2 separate regions of the Homo sapiens genome follow, and region 1 is linked to region 2. A link is a contact called in ENCODE Hi-C or POLR2A ChIA-PET data. All regions are on one chromosome and are shown on one strand. The core of a region is the stretch at or near the end of the contact, and the rest is flanking DNA. Distances in the headings are between cores, read along the strand shown. Region 1 overlaps PEAK1 (pseudopodium enriched atypical kinase 1). Region 2 holds the start of LINC00597 (long intergenic non-protein coding RNA 597).

The links. Hi-C counts contacts between places; a loop is a spot of excess contacts on that map. ChIA-PET counts read pairs that join two places held with the same protein, here RNA polymerase II (POLR2A). Pooled maps may share reads with other maps.
Region 1: a loop to region 2 is called in a map of endothelial cell of umbilical vein, with 5 times the contacts of the local background. The contact joins the enhancer-like site here to the promoter of LINC00597 in region 2. A Hi-C loop is called at or near these places in 2 of 168 maps with a recorded cell type or tissue (A673 and endothelial cell of umbilical vein) and 1 of 50 pooled maps. POLR2A ChIA-PET finds 5 or more read pairs at or near these places in 4 of 52 experiments (B cell, IMR-90, OCI-LY7 and 1 more).

What each region holds. Positions count from the first base shown.
Region 1 is chr15:77,183,149-77,189,314 of GRCh38, reverse strand. All of the region lies in intron 6 of PEAK1 (pseudopodium enriched atypical kinase 1), which reads left to right. Among named protein-coding and RNA genes, the nearest start is that of LINC00597, 39 kb to the left of the region's middle. RefSeq lists an enhancer at 1,351-1,570. Within about 2 kb of position 1,319, at least 10 of the 41 ENCODE cell types and tissues checked have a DNase peak (open chromatin) inside an H3K27ac peak, as active enhancers do; they include B cell and endothelial cell of umbilical vein, where a contact is called at or near this core.
Region 2 is chr15:77,221,523-77,227,406 of GRCh38, reverse strand. It overlaps LINC00597 (long intergenic non-protein coding RNA 597), which reads left to right and starts at 2,003. Exons shown (of 1, transcript NR_026813.1): 1 at 2,003-3,514. The region is part of intron 6 of PEAK1 (pseudopodium enriched atypical kinase 1); the gene reads left to right.

The sequences.
Region 1 (6,166 bases), core at 70-2,569, 37 kb after region 2:
TATGTGACCTTGGGCAAGTTTCAGTTTCTTCATCAGTAAAGTAGGGCAAATAATAGTATGTCTATCATAGAGTTTTGTGAGAATTATGAGGTGTTTGTTTTGTTTTGTTTTTTTGAGATAGAGTCTCGCTCTGTTGCCTAGGCTGGAGTGCAGTGGCGCGATCTCGGCTCACTGCAACCTCCCCCTCCCAGGTTCAAGTGATTCTCCTGCCTCAGCTTTCTGAGTAGCTGGGACTACAGGCGCGCACCACCACGCCTGGCTAATTTTTGTATTTTTAGTATGGACAGAGTTTCACCATGTTGGCCAGGCTGGTCTCAAACTCCTGACTTCAGGTGATCTGCCCGCCTTGGCCTCCCAAAATGTAGTGTTGGGATTACAGGCTTGAGCCACCGCACCTGGCCGAATTATGAGTTTTTATGGGTAAAGGGCCTGGTACTTAGTAGTAAATGCTAACTAGAATTATTCTTGAGTGAAAACATTTATTTAGTATCCAATGTATTCCAAACAATTCAAGAGATATAGAGAGGAAAAACACTTAGACCTGCCTTCTGGGGACTTACATAATTACAAAACAATGTGGTATAATCGAGTTAGGCAAAACTTCATCACAGAGGTAAAATTTAAACTGCATCTTGAAGGATAAATAGGGTTTCAACAAATGGAACAGCATTAGAGGAAATACATTCCAAGCAGAAGAAAAAGCTTGTGAATAAAATAAAACTATAAAAGACTATGGAGTCTTGGCTGTTATTAGATAATACTTTAACTTCTTCTCTGATGTATACCTTCTTAAATAGGGGTCTAAAGTGGTTTCAGGGAACATTTTGGAACTTCTAATCTTATAACTAGTTATTACCAAGTTTATAATAATTATTATTAGTAGTAGTTAACTGATTCGTCAAAGAGTTTGAATTTAAAAATTAGTTGGAACTGAGCGGTGCTGCTTTGCAGGGGTGCATTTGTTGTTACATGATTCTTATCCTGAGATGACTACCATGTGACAGGAGCAGTGAACTGTTAGAAAAACTGTTGTGGTTAGAACAATTGGAACTGGATGGGCTTCTGGAGATTTCATTAAGTTTCCAAAATTAAGCAGATTTTACTTTGGTTTCTTCTTTAGATAGGAGAACCTCATGTTCTTGTGATAGCAAGGAATGATAATTTTTTTTTTCAGTCAGATCTCAAGAAAGTCCCTTTTACTCATGGAATTTCCATTTGTGTACCAAATTTAAGCTGTGTTTTATCTTCTGCAAAACTTCTTCCTGCAGCTTTGCTTTCACTTCCTCTCCCCACCCTTTTAGTCATATACTGAAGAGTTTGGCAGCTGGTTGAGGTGTCAGGTCAGCATTTTTCACTGTGGAAGAAGGAAAGGTTGGGAACAGTGACGTGGGTATGGTTGTCACATTTTCCTTTCCTTTTTTTTAAGTGACCCACATGTTCTTTAACAAAAGCCTAGTGAGAACCTTGACTTGTAAATTGTTCCCTAGCATCCTGGAGATGGACTAATATGTGGGATGACATATAGGCAATAGATCCTCACTGAGAGTGTCCTTAAAAGCCCACGTACAGCAGTGAGGATTCTTGACTCTGCCTCCATGGCAATGTGACAGATTTTATGGAGAGAGATGGTGGGCTTCGGGAGTCACAGAATTGGAGGAGCTTAGCAGTTCATTCTCCATCCTCCTTTATTATTAACAGATTCTCCTTGGGTGCCTTTAGGAAATGCTGTATATATGGTGTTTAATCTCCCACCTACACACTTTCCTTTTCTTCACTAATGGAAATTGAATCCAGCTTGAGGAGCTCCAGCTCTTTCTGCTGGCCAGTTTATTTCAAGATTGAAATCCATTGTGGATTTGTTTGTTGTTTTTTTGTATTTTTGTGGGGTTTTTTTTTGGTATCAAATCTGCCTGAAACTGTTGGACTAGAAGCAAACTAATTATTGTCATTGTATGGCAGTAGAGAGAATAAAAAACAGTAATAGGTTCTTAAAAAGCTGTCATGACTTGAAGTGAAATAGGCCACTCTTGAATAGCTTAATCTATAGCCTGAAGGGCTTTGGTCCTGAAAACTGTCAAATATGAAATAGGATTTTAGATCATGGAATCCTGGCTACCTCCTAGGGGCAGCTTCAGCCATTAAACTCTCCCATAGACTATTTCATCTAGAAGATTTGCTTTGAGATTATAAGGAATGTGGAGGTAAATGAGCTTTTCTTATCAAACATTCCATTTGGGTGCTCTGTATCAGACCTGTTCTGGCAAATAAATAGAAGACACCAGGATAGACTGTTTTATTTCCTTGTGTAAGTGCCTCAGGAGACACATTTCTTATTTCTCAAGCATAACTTTGGAGACTGGAGTTTCCCATTTGGGGAGCGTTGGTGTTGAGCAGGGAAAGCTGCTAGTTATTGATTGCCACTGAAGTCATTTCACAAAGGCTGTAAAACCCAAGGATTGCTCTTTGGACAGACCTGCATCTGGTACAGATTCCCCCTCTATGAGACTGTTGTAGGTTAAAATAGTTTTGACAGTGTCTTTAAGTGCACCTCTTTGTCTCCAAATATAATTAGTGTTTAAAATGAAGCCCTCGTGGTTAAGGTTTTGTGGCTTAGACAGCAGCTCCATCTGGTGCTTGCTAAAGGTGTTTGCCTGGTTCATGTCTCGGTTTTTTTGTTTTTTGTTTTTTATTATTATACTTTAAGTTTTAGGGTACATGTGCACAATGTGCAGGTTTGTTACATATGTATAAGTGTCTCGGTTTTAAACCAGATGAATACAGATGGACACAAACTTGTAAACGAATGTCATATGCAACATGGGTTCCTAGTGCACACAACACTGACATAAGCAAATGGTGTTCCTGGTGAGTCTCATTTGGCTATTCTGTTGATAAGTGATAGCTGTTAATCAGCTTAGCCATCTTTTGACTGAATTAACTTACTTTTACTCAAAGTGGGGAATTATTTTTACTATTATCTACTAGTCTTTGAAAAAGCAAATATATTGTACTACTTACAAAGAGAAAACTTAATCCCACTCTTATCAGAGTCTGTTTAACTTGGTTAACAAGATATTATGCCAAGATGCCTTATTCTTTTTTGTATTCAGTGCTGCATAGTGCTAAGTACACAGGGAATTTTTTAATTTAAATTCTTGGTGACTGACAGGAACTGCCCCCAAACTGTTAATAAAAGTTACTTCTGAATAATAAGTTTACATATGGTTTCTATTTTCTTTATGCTTTTCTGAGTTTCCACAGTGAGCATATACAACAAAAGAAAAAAACATCTACCAAAAAAGGTAAAAACAAAACATATTGTAGGTAGTTGTAGCCTTGAGTCCCAGTTCTGGGTCTTTCTTATTTACTGTGTGTCCTTAGGAAAGTCACTGTCTCTTCTAGGCTTCGATTCCTTTGTCCATAAAACACAGTTGAATTAGAAACCTGCACAGTTTTAACATTCTAAGTATTGTGATTCTTTCCTCTTTCCTGTTTTTTCAGCCTCTCACCCTGGCCTGTATCTTTCCCCAATATTACCATTCAACATTATCTAGGTTTTCCCATCTTAAAATAAGGAAATCCTTTCTGGACCCCCATCCTCCTAGCTCCTTCTTGCTTCTCCTTCCTGCCTACTCTTCTCCAAAAGTTATCTACCATTGCTCTATTATCTCACTCTTCAACTCACTGCAGTCTGGTTTCCATCCCCACCACTGAACCAAATAGTTCATGCTAAGGTCACAGATGAGCTCATGTTGCCAAGTCCAATGGGCATGTATGTAAGTCCTCATTTTCCGTTACCTCTCAGCAGCATTTGAAATAGTTATTGTCTTTCTCCTTCATGACATTTCCTCATCTGGCTTCTGTGTCATCACACCTTGGCTGTTAGTTTTCAGTTAGGGGAGAGGAAGTAGCCCCTTCTCCCTGGTTCACCCACCAAGGCCACCTCCTCAGCTCACTATTTTCTTTTCGGCCTAAATATCTCTATACTAGTAATTCCTAAGCAGAGGAGAACCACAGAATTCTCATCCATGTTTCAGACTCCTAAATTCATATACTGTCTTGTATGCAGGGTGACAAAATATGGACTCATAGTCTTCCCTTCAAAAGTTGCACCTCCTCCAATGTTGTCATCTCAGTAAATGGCTCCATAATCATTTGAATACATAAACCTAAAACCTCAATACTTTTTACTCTTCAAAATCCAGTCATTCCTGCATCTTTCTCTGCCTTCCCTGACACCACATCCTAATCCAGATCCTCATCAGATCTTAGTTTGCCTATGTCAGTCTTTTAAGCCTCCTGTCCTGTTCTTCCCGAGTCCATTTTCTACATAGCAGCAGAGCTGTCTTTTTAAAGTCAGGTTTATTGAAGGTAAATTTACATGTAGTAAAATTCACTTTTTTTAAGTGCGTAGTTCTATGAGTTGTTTGTTTGTCTTAGACTGTGGTGCAGTGGCACAATGCAACCTCGGCTCACTGCAACCTCCGCCACCCAGGTTCAAGCAATTCTCATGCCTCAGCCTCCTGAGTAGCTAAGATTACGGGCATACACCACCATGCCTGGCTAATTTTTGTATTTTTGGTAGAGACAGGATTTCACCATGTTGGCCAGGCTAGTCTCAAACTCCTGGCCTCAAGTGATCCACCCGCCTCAGCCTCCCACAGTGCTGGGATTACAGGCATGAGCTACCGCGCCCAGCCTACCTGCCGGTTCTGTGAGTTTTGACAAATGTATGCAGTTATGTAACCACTGCCACCTAACATTTAGATTGTTTCCAGCTTTTGGCTGTAAACCTTTGTGTATTGGTTTTAGTGTAAACAAAAGTTTTTATTTATCTTGGGTAAATACCTAGGAGTGGGATTGCTGGGCTCCAAGGTAAGTTTATGATTAACTCTATAAGAAACTGCAAAACTGTTTTTCAGAATACCTGAACCATTTACATTCCCACCAGCAATATATGAGTTTCAATTGCTTCACATCCTCGCTAGCATCAGTTGTTTTTGTTTTAATTTTATTTTAACCATTCTAATAAATGTGTAGTGGTAGCACATTGTAGTTTTAATTTGCACTTCCATGTGGCTAATTATATTTACAATATTATAAATTTTATTTACTACAATATTATAAATATTGTAAATTATATTTACAATTTTTATATTGTTTAAATGCAATCCATGTATCTTTGGCTGGGCACAGTGTCTCATGCCTGTAATCTCAACATTTTGGGGAGGCCGAGGCAGCTGGGTCCCTTGAGCCCAAGAGTTTGAGACCACCCTGGACAACATGGAGAAACCCCATCTCTATAAAAAAAATAGAAAAATTAGCCAGGCATAGTGGCATGTGCCCATAGTCCCAGCTACTCCAGAGGCTGAGGTGAGAGGCTTGATTGAGCCAGGGAGGTTGAGGCTGCAGTGAGCTGTGATCATACCACTACACACCAGACTGGGTGACAGAGTGAGATCCTGTCTCAAAAAAAAAGATCAAAAATCATATATATTTGGTTAAGTGTCTGCTCAAATCTTTTACCTGTTTTTTATTGGGTTTTTCTTTTTGTTGAGTTTTGAAAGTTCTTTATATATTCCAAATACAAAGTCCTTTGTCAGATATGAATGTTTCACATAATTTCTCCTACTCTGGGGTTTGTCTTCATTCTCTTGTCATTTTTTTTTTGGCAAATGTTTTTGATAAAAGGCAAAATATATTTAGGTACAATATTTTATAACAGAGGTTTGCTAGTGAGAAGAATGAAATTCCATTTTGGGGAGGATAACATTGTGCTTGATGGGGGTTCAAAGTTAGTACTTCCTCTCATCAAAATTGATTACAAATGTTCATCTATTAATTCATATCTGTAATGAAATTTTACGTATTTCATAATTTTATTTTATAATTTTATGTATTATCTTTGAAAAATGTAATTTCACACAGCTGATAGATGCACCAGTGGAAATCCTGCAATTTGTAGAGTGCCACAAAGCAGTAAAAGTGAAGCATACAGTCTGTGTGTCACACATTTCATAGCTACTCATCTCTCCATTGTAGCACAGAAGCCACCATAGGCAAATGAGTATGTAAACAAATGAGTGTGACTGGCGTTCCAATGGAGCTTTATTTGTGGGTACTGAATTTAGAATTTCATATAATTTTCACTTGTTGCAGAACATTA
Region 2 (5,884 bases), core at 754-3,253:
TATTATGGGTAGAAAACCATCAGCCCCTGTTTGATCTTCCTACTATAGTCAATGTGCCTCTGTGTTACTTATACTACTCCACCCCCCTTATTTGTTTAGGGATATCATGTATTAGAAAATGGGATGATTTAATGGATGCCTACAAAATATGTAATAAGAATGGTAAATTTGCTGAAAAACAAGTAATTACAAAATGATAAACTTATTCTAGATTGCCATTTTTGTTTTTCCAGTCTAGTAATAAATACAAGTTCTCTTCCTTTGATATACATCAGAAGTACCTGAACTGTTTCAGATGTTTGAGCCCCCTCTCAGACCTGCTGGCTTAGGATCTATGGGAATGCAACTCATGCATCTGTATTTTAATAAAGATTACAGATGATTGTGACAGGCACTAAAGGTTGAGGACAACTGCCATATAGTAAAATAGAATTGTAGACTCTGGAGCTAGATAGATCTAAGTCCAGAGTTCAGACATACCATGATCTAAGTGTATGATCCAGTCCTAGGTCTATGAGCAAATCACGAAATCTCTCTGAACTTCAGTTTCCTTGTCTATAAAATAGGGGTGGTAATACGTTATAAGGAAGTAGAGGGATTAAAGGAAACAGTAGATAAAAAGTGCCTGGCATATGTTAAGTGGTAACTATTGTTATTCTGGTAGCATGACATTATCCTCAGTTTTCATCTTGACTTATGAAGAGTGAGGTGTTTCTCACAGTAGCTCTTTTCTGCATCCAGAAGAGTATGCAGAACTTCTCAAGCTATCTTTTCGTGAGACAGATTTATTTTGGGCTTTGAACTTTCCTCCAAGTTTTTATTTGGACTATTCAGAAAATAGTGTCAGAGAAAATACATGGCATCTCGGTTTTCAAATTCCACAACACTCTCTGGAGTGGCTAATTATTTCTGGACCCTGTTACAAAGTTATTCATTGTCTTATGTTAAGAACAGATATACTGGTATATCATGAACTTGGGACATAAACTTACTAGTTGCAAAACCATAGAACAATGGATTTTTGTCAGTGAAACATATGAATACCTAATTCGTTATCATGGCAACTTCATCTTTATATGTTTATGTTGTCAGTGTCTGGATTTGTAAATGATAATGTTTCAGATTTTCTTTTCAAACATCTCAGATCAAATATCAAAGACAGGGTTTTTTTTTTTTCTTGAAATATCTTTAGAATGTTTAACTGATAATGTAATGCAAAAAGCCACAAGAGAAAAGAGAACTATTGTTCTGTTTCCTGGTAATGGTCTTTCCTGTCTGTATTACATTACACACATATATATGTGTGTATGTGTGTGTAATATATATATATATATATATATATATATATATATATATATATATCCCTTTATTTTCAGTTGCTGTGACTGACAGAATTAAAAAGAAAGCATTGATTTTTTTTTCTTGGTTAAGGATCGATTAAATACTTAGAGCGTAATGCTCAGCATAAACATTTCATTTACATGAACTTTGCCTAGCATTTAACAAGACTATGGCTAGCTGCATTCTCTTATGAAATACACATTCACAATATCTTCTCAGTGAAGGGGCCATTTCTTTATGACTGTGTGTTTCGTCATATATTGAAAAACAGAGAGTATATTAACTATTTCAAATGTAAACATTACGAGTGTTAGAGATTACATAACTTCATGCTTGGTGTACCCTTTCTACTTCTTTCTAGAATTGTCATATATATATATATATATATATATATATATAAATTATACACACACACACACACACACACACACACACATCTGTAGAAAGTCTTGCTCAGATTTCACCATTGCTTACTTCTGGACCAGAACACCTTATAGGAAAATTTCATGTCACAACTATTTTTAAGCAGAAACTGCAGCAGATGAGGATATAAATAGATGGAAACAGTTTTAACCACCTATATCTTTATCGATCTTTGACTCCAAGCAGTTGCAAGCTTGGCATTATGGTTTATCTGAAAAACTATTCTAGTATAGCACCAGTTAATGAAATAAATTGTCTGCTATATATAGGTTTTGTGTGAACATACAAATGAAATGTACTGTCTCAGAATAATGTGGTTGGGGAAATATCTGGAGACAAATACAATGCAATTGCAACATAACAGTTACACACCAGACTCTTAACAGGAATAATGTAGTGTGATACTTGAAAGCCTAAACTCTGAAATGAGATTGCCTGAGCTGAGATCTCAATTCCTCTAACTATGTAACCCTGGGCAAGTTACTTCAAAGTGCCTCCGTTTTCTTCTCTGCAAAATAACCATTGATTTGAAATGTGGAGGATTTTGAAACCTAAGCTAAGAAATGTGGGTTTGATATGCTGAAAAATAGGGAGCTACTTAAAATTTTTGAACAAGCAAGTCACATGATGAAATTAATTGAGGAACATTGTATTTGTGATTGCATATGGATGGAGTGGGAGGACCTAGAGGCAAAGACATTAGATAGGAGACCACCAGAACAAACTAGACGTGAAAGGTGCAGCTGTGGAAATGGAAAGAGATGGGCAAAACCAAAAATCACCACAGAGAAAAAAAATCATCCAGATTTCATGATAGATTGGATGTATTTTGAAACACCTCTCTCCATACAAATGAAATAATTCAGCAAAATTCTAGAAAATGCTGGTGTAGGAGCTCAGTGGAAATCTCCCGTAAGTGCTGTGAGAAATTATAAATTCTGGGGACTCCAGCTGATACAGTGTGCATTCACTTACAGCTTCCTTTGCCCCTTTGTACACTAGAGCACAACAGGAAATATTGGCTTATCTCTGTAGGAAGTGTCTCTATAGGAGTTGCTTACTGAACTGAATATCTTTGTTTAGAACTAATTGACCTTTCTAAAACAGCATTTTTAAAGAGCTTACTCAAATAAGGCAGACTTTAACCATCTGATAAGTCAGAGACAAATCAGCCCTCTTCTAAGCAAGGTTGACAGTCAGTGCAAGAGAAAAGAAAGCACAGAAAGAAAGGCACCATCAGACAAAAGAACAGTGTATTAGTAAAAACCAGATAATTAAGAAAATTTTATTTAATGTGAACATTGAATTCTAACACAAATCCTTTTCCTGCATTATGATAGTATCTGTGTGAACCAACCTTTTTTCAGCCCTTTTTGTTATGGAATGTTAAGAATGTTAGTTTACAAGGTTATAAAGTAGAAGAGTCTAATTAGAAACCAGAAAATATCTCAGTCTTTTGGTCTGAATTTGTTTTCCTTTGGTTAGATTCTTAAAGTAGAAAAAAAAAAACTACTACTTATTTTGTAAACATTTTGAGGATTTTGATTCAGATATTTTAAATTATTATGAGAGATAAAGAATAACCCTGTCCAAAAAAGTAAGAAAATGAATAAAATTTGTTTAAAAGAGGATTCTCTTAAAATATAACCAAAGGGACAGATTTTGACAGCAGTCTTCATTGTTGTTCCATATGAGTGTTTTCTAAACCTAACAGATGTAAGCAATAAATAAGTAAAAAAAAAAAAAAAAAAAAAAATCTCTCAAATGAGGCTATTGGTTTCCTTCAAAATTAACTCATCATCTGGTCAGATATTTCCAGAAATTGTTTTTAACTATCTGGCAGAGCTACTGTTTTCAGTGAAGAGAGGGATCCAACAGTGATTTGATGTTTTAGTTTATATAACAGGACAGTGGTAGTATCATCAATCACTTAGCAGATTTAATTAAGTATTCTCTCTATGGTCAAATGCATTACCATTCTTCCCACTAGTCTAATAGTTTGAGTATTGGCTTGCTATTTAAGAGAAGTAAGTTATTTTTACAAGACCTTTTGTCTTGACAAAATAATCCATAACTCCTTTCCACTAGCCACAGTATTAGAGACTACTGTCGACACACACACAAATGTGTTTTGTGGGGTAATATCCAGATTGCTTGCTATGATAGTTAAATCATGTGGAAAACCTTGAATTTTGATGAAGACAGCTCTTGCTTACAAATGCATTTTATCCCCACAAAACATATCTTGGCTCTGATTACTCTAAGGTAAAACTCTACTAAACATGTGCTGCTGCTTTGCTTGTACTTGGGTGGAAGCTATGAGTGAGTGAGTGAAAGGTGCAAATGAAACTAAGTTCTTACCAGGTAGAACTGAAATAATAGAATACTGACTTCCAAGTTTGCTTCAAAAGGGCTCTTAGCAAGTGAATTCACAATTTACAGTATTAATCAAATGAGGGAAATGCATTAGAATATCTTGTTTCTGGAAGCTTTGTTGGCTATAGGCTAATTTCTAGCTCTTTAGACCAGTTTTGGCCGTCATTTAGTCACTAGTGACTTAATTATAATTAAAATTATTGCTTCTCAAATTTTCATATACATACTAAAGCATGGACTGATTCTAAATCTGGAGTGGGGCCTGAGACACTGCATTTCTAACAAGCTCGCAGGTATTACCAATGCTGCTAGTTCGTGGACTGTATTTTGAGTGGCAGAAGTCTAAAGAGTTGTCCTTGTTACCTGTGTCACCTGTCTTCTTACTCTGTTTGACTTTTTGCCTGTAAGATTAAATCTGTTTGCGCTTTATTTTGCCATTTTGAACTATTTCATAATGCTATGCTTTCTATGGCAAAGAAAATAGCCTCTGGAAGACATGCCCTTTTATTAGTGGGAGCTCCATGCTTTCTCTGGAGTTCCAGCAGGCTTTGTCTGGAGTTTGTCCAGAGGGCTATAGTGAAGGGACCCAGAAGAGCCTTTCATTGTTTCTGCTTGCAAGAAAAATCAATCACCAAGACCAGTTGATTAACAGAGATTTTCCCACTTAACTATCATTATGTGAAAGGAGTGTGGATTCTGCAGTAGAACCTGTGTGACCTTGGTCAAGTTACTTAATTTATTTGACTCTCAATTCCTTAGTCTATAAAATCAAAATAAAATGAAAATTCCTTAGTCTGTAAAATGCATAAGATCATTGGGATAATTAGTGATTAGCAGTAATATATATGAAACACTTGGATAGTATACTGTCTGCATTATAGTAGGCATTTAATAGTTAATAACAAACATCCTTGTCACTGAGTGGAATGAAACAAGCATTAAAAACTGTTTAATTTTCTCAGTGTGAGGCATTTCATTTGTAAGGCAGCAAACAAGAAGAGAGAAAGAAGGAGAAACAAATTTTGTGATTTGTTTTCTATGAAAGAAAAAGGTTAAATGTATGTTTTCATTTTTTTATGTTTCTACTTCATGTTTTAAAAAATTATTCATTAGTTTCCTTTGGAAAACTTGGGTCAAATCATTCTTCTGAATGTCCATTAGAATTCCTGTGATTCAGAAAAATTTTAGATCCTCAACTTTATTTTGAAAAAGAAAAAAAAAGAATTAATTCCATTCCATCCTAACTCACCTGAATTTTTGAGGCCAAGATATGCCCCAGTAGTGACATTCTTACTGTACTCTTTTACTGAGTATAGTATAGAGGAGAATCATCAGGAACACAGCTGGCACCTTGAGGAGCACGACTTAAAATTGGCGTTGCATGCTAAACCTGGGCAAGCCAACATTTGTTTGGTTAGTAATCTTTTCAGGCAGAGCCTTTGATTCGGCCCAAAATTCCTGCAGATTATCACAGAAGTATTTTTATTTGCAGCCAAAATCCTTCACAAAACTTCTTAGTACATTCTGAAATACAAGCATATAGGCTATAATGGTTTTTAAATTCCTTTTTCTCTCTCACATTAACTGGTTTTCTTATAGTGTGCCTAAAATGTTTGCCCAGTTAGGTGCTTCATAAAAGAGATTTTTTCCAACAGCACATGTGTTCCAGGATAACCTATTAGCTATATTATATAAATGGGAACTCTAGTTGATGGGATATTCATCTGTAAGAAAATATTCTCTC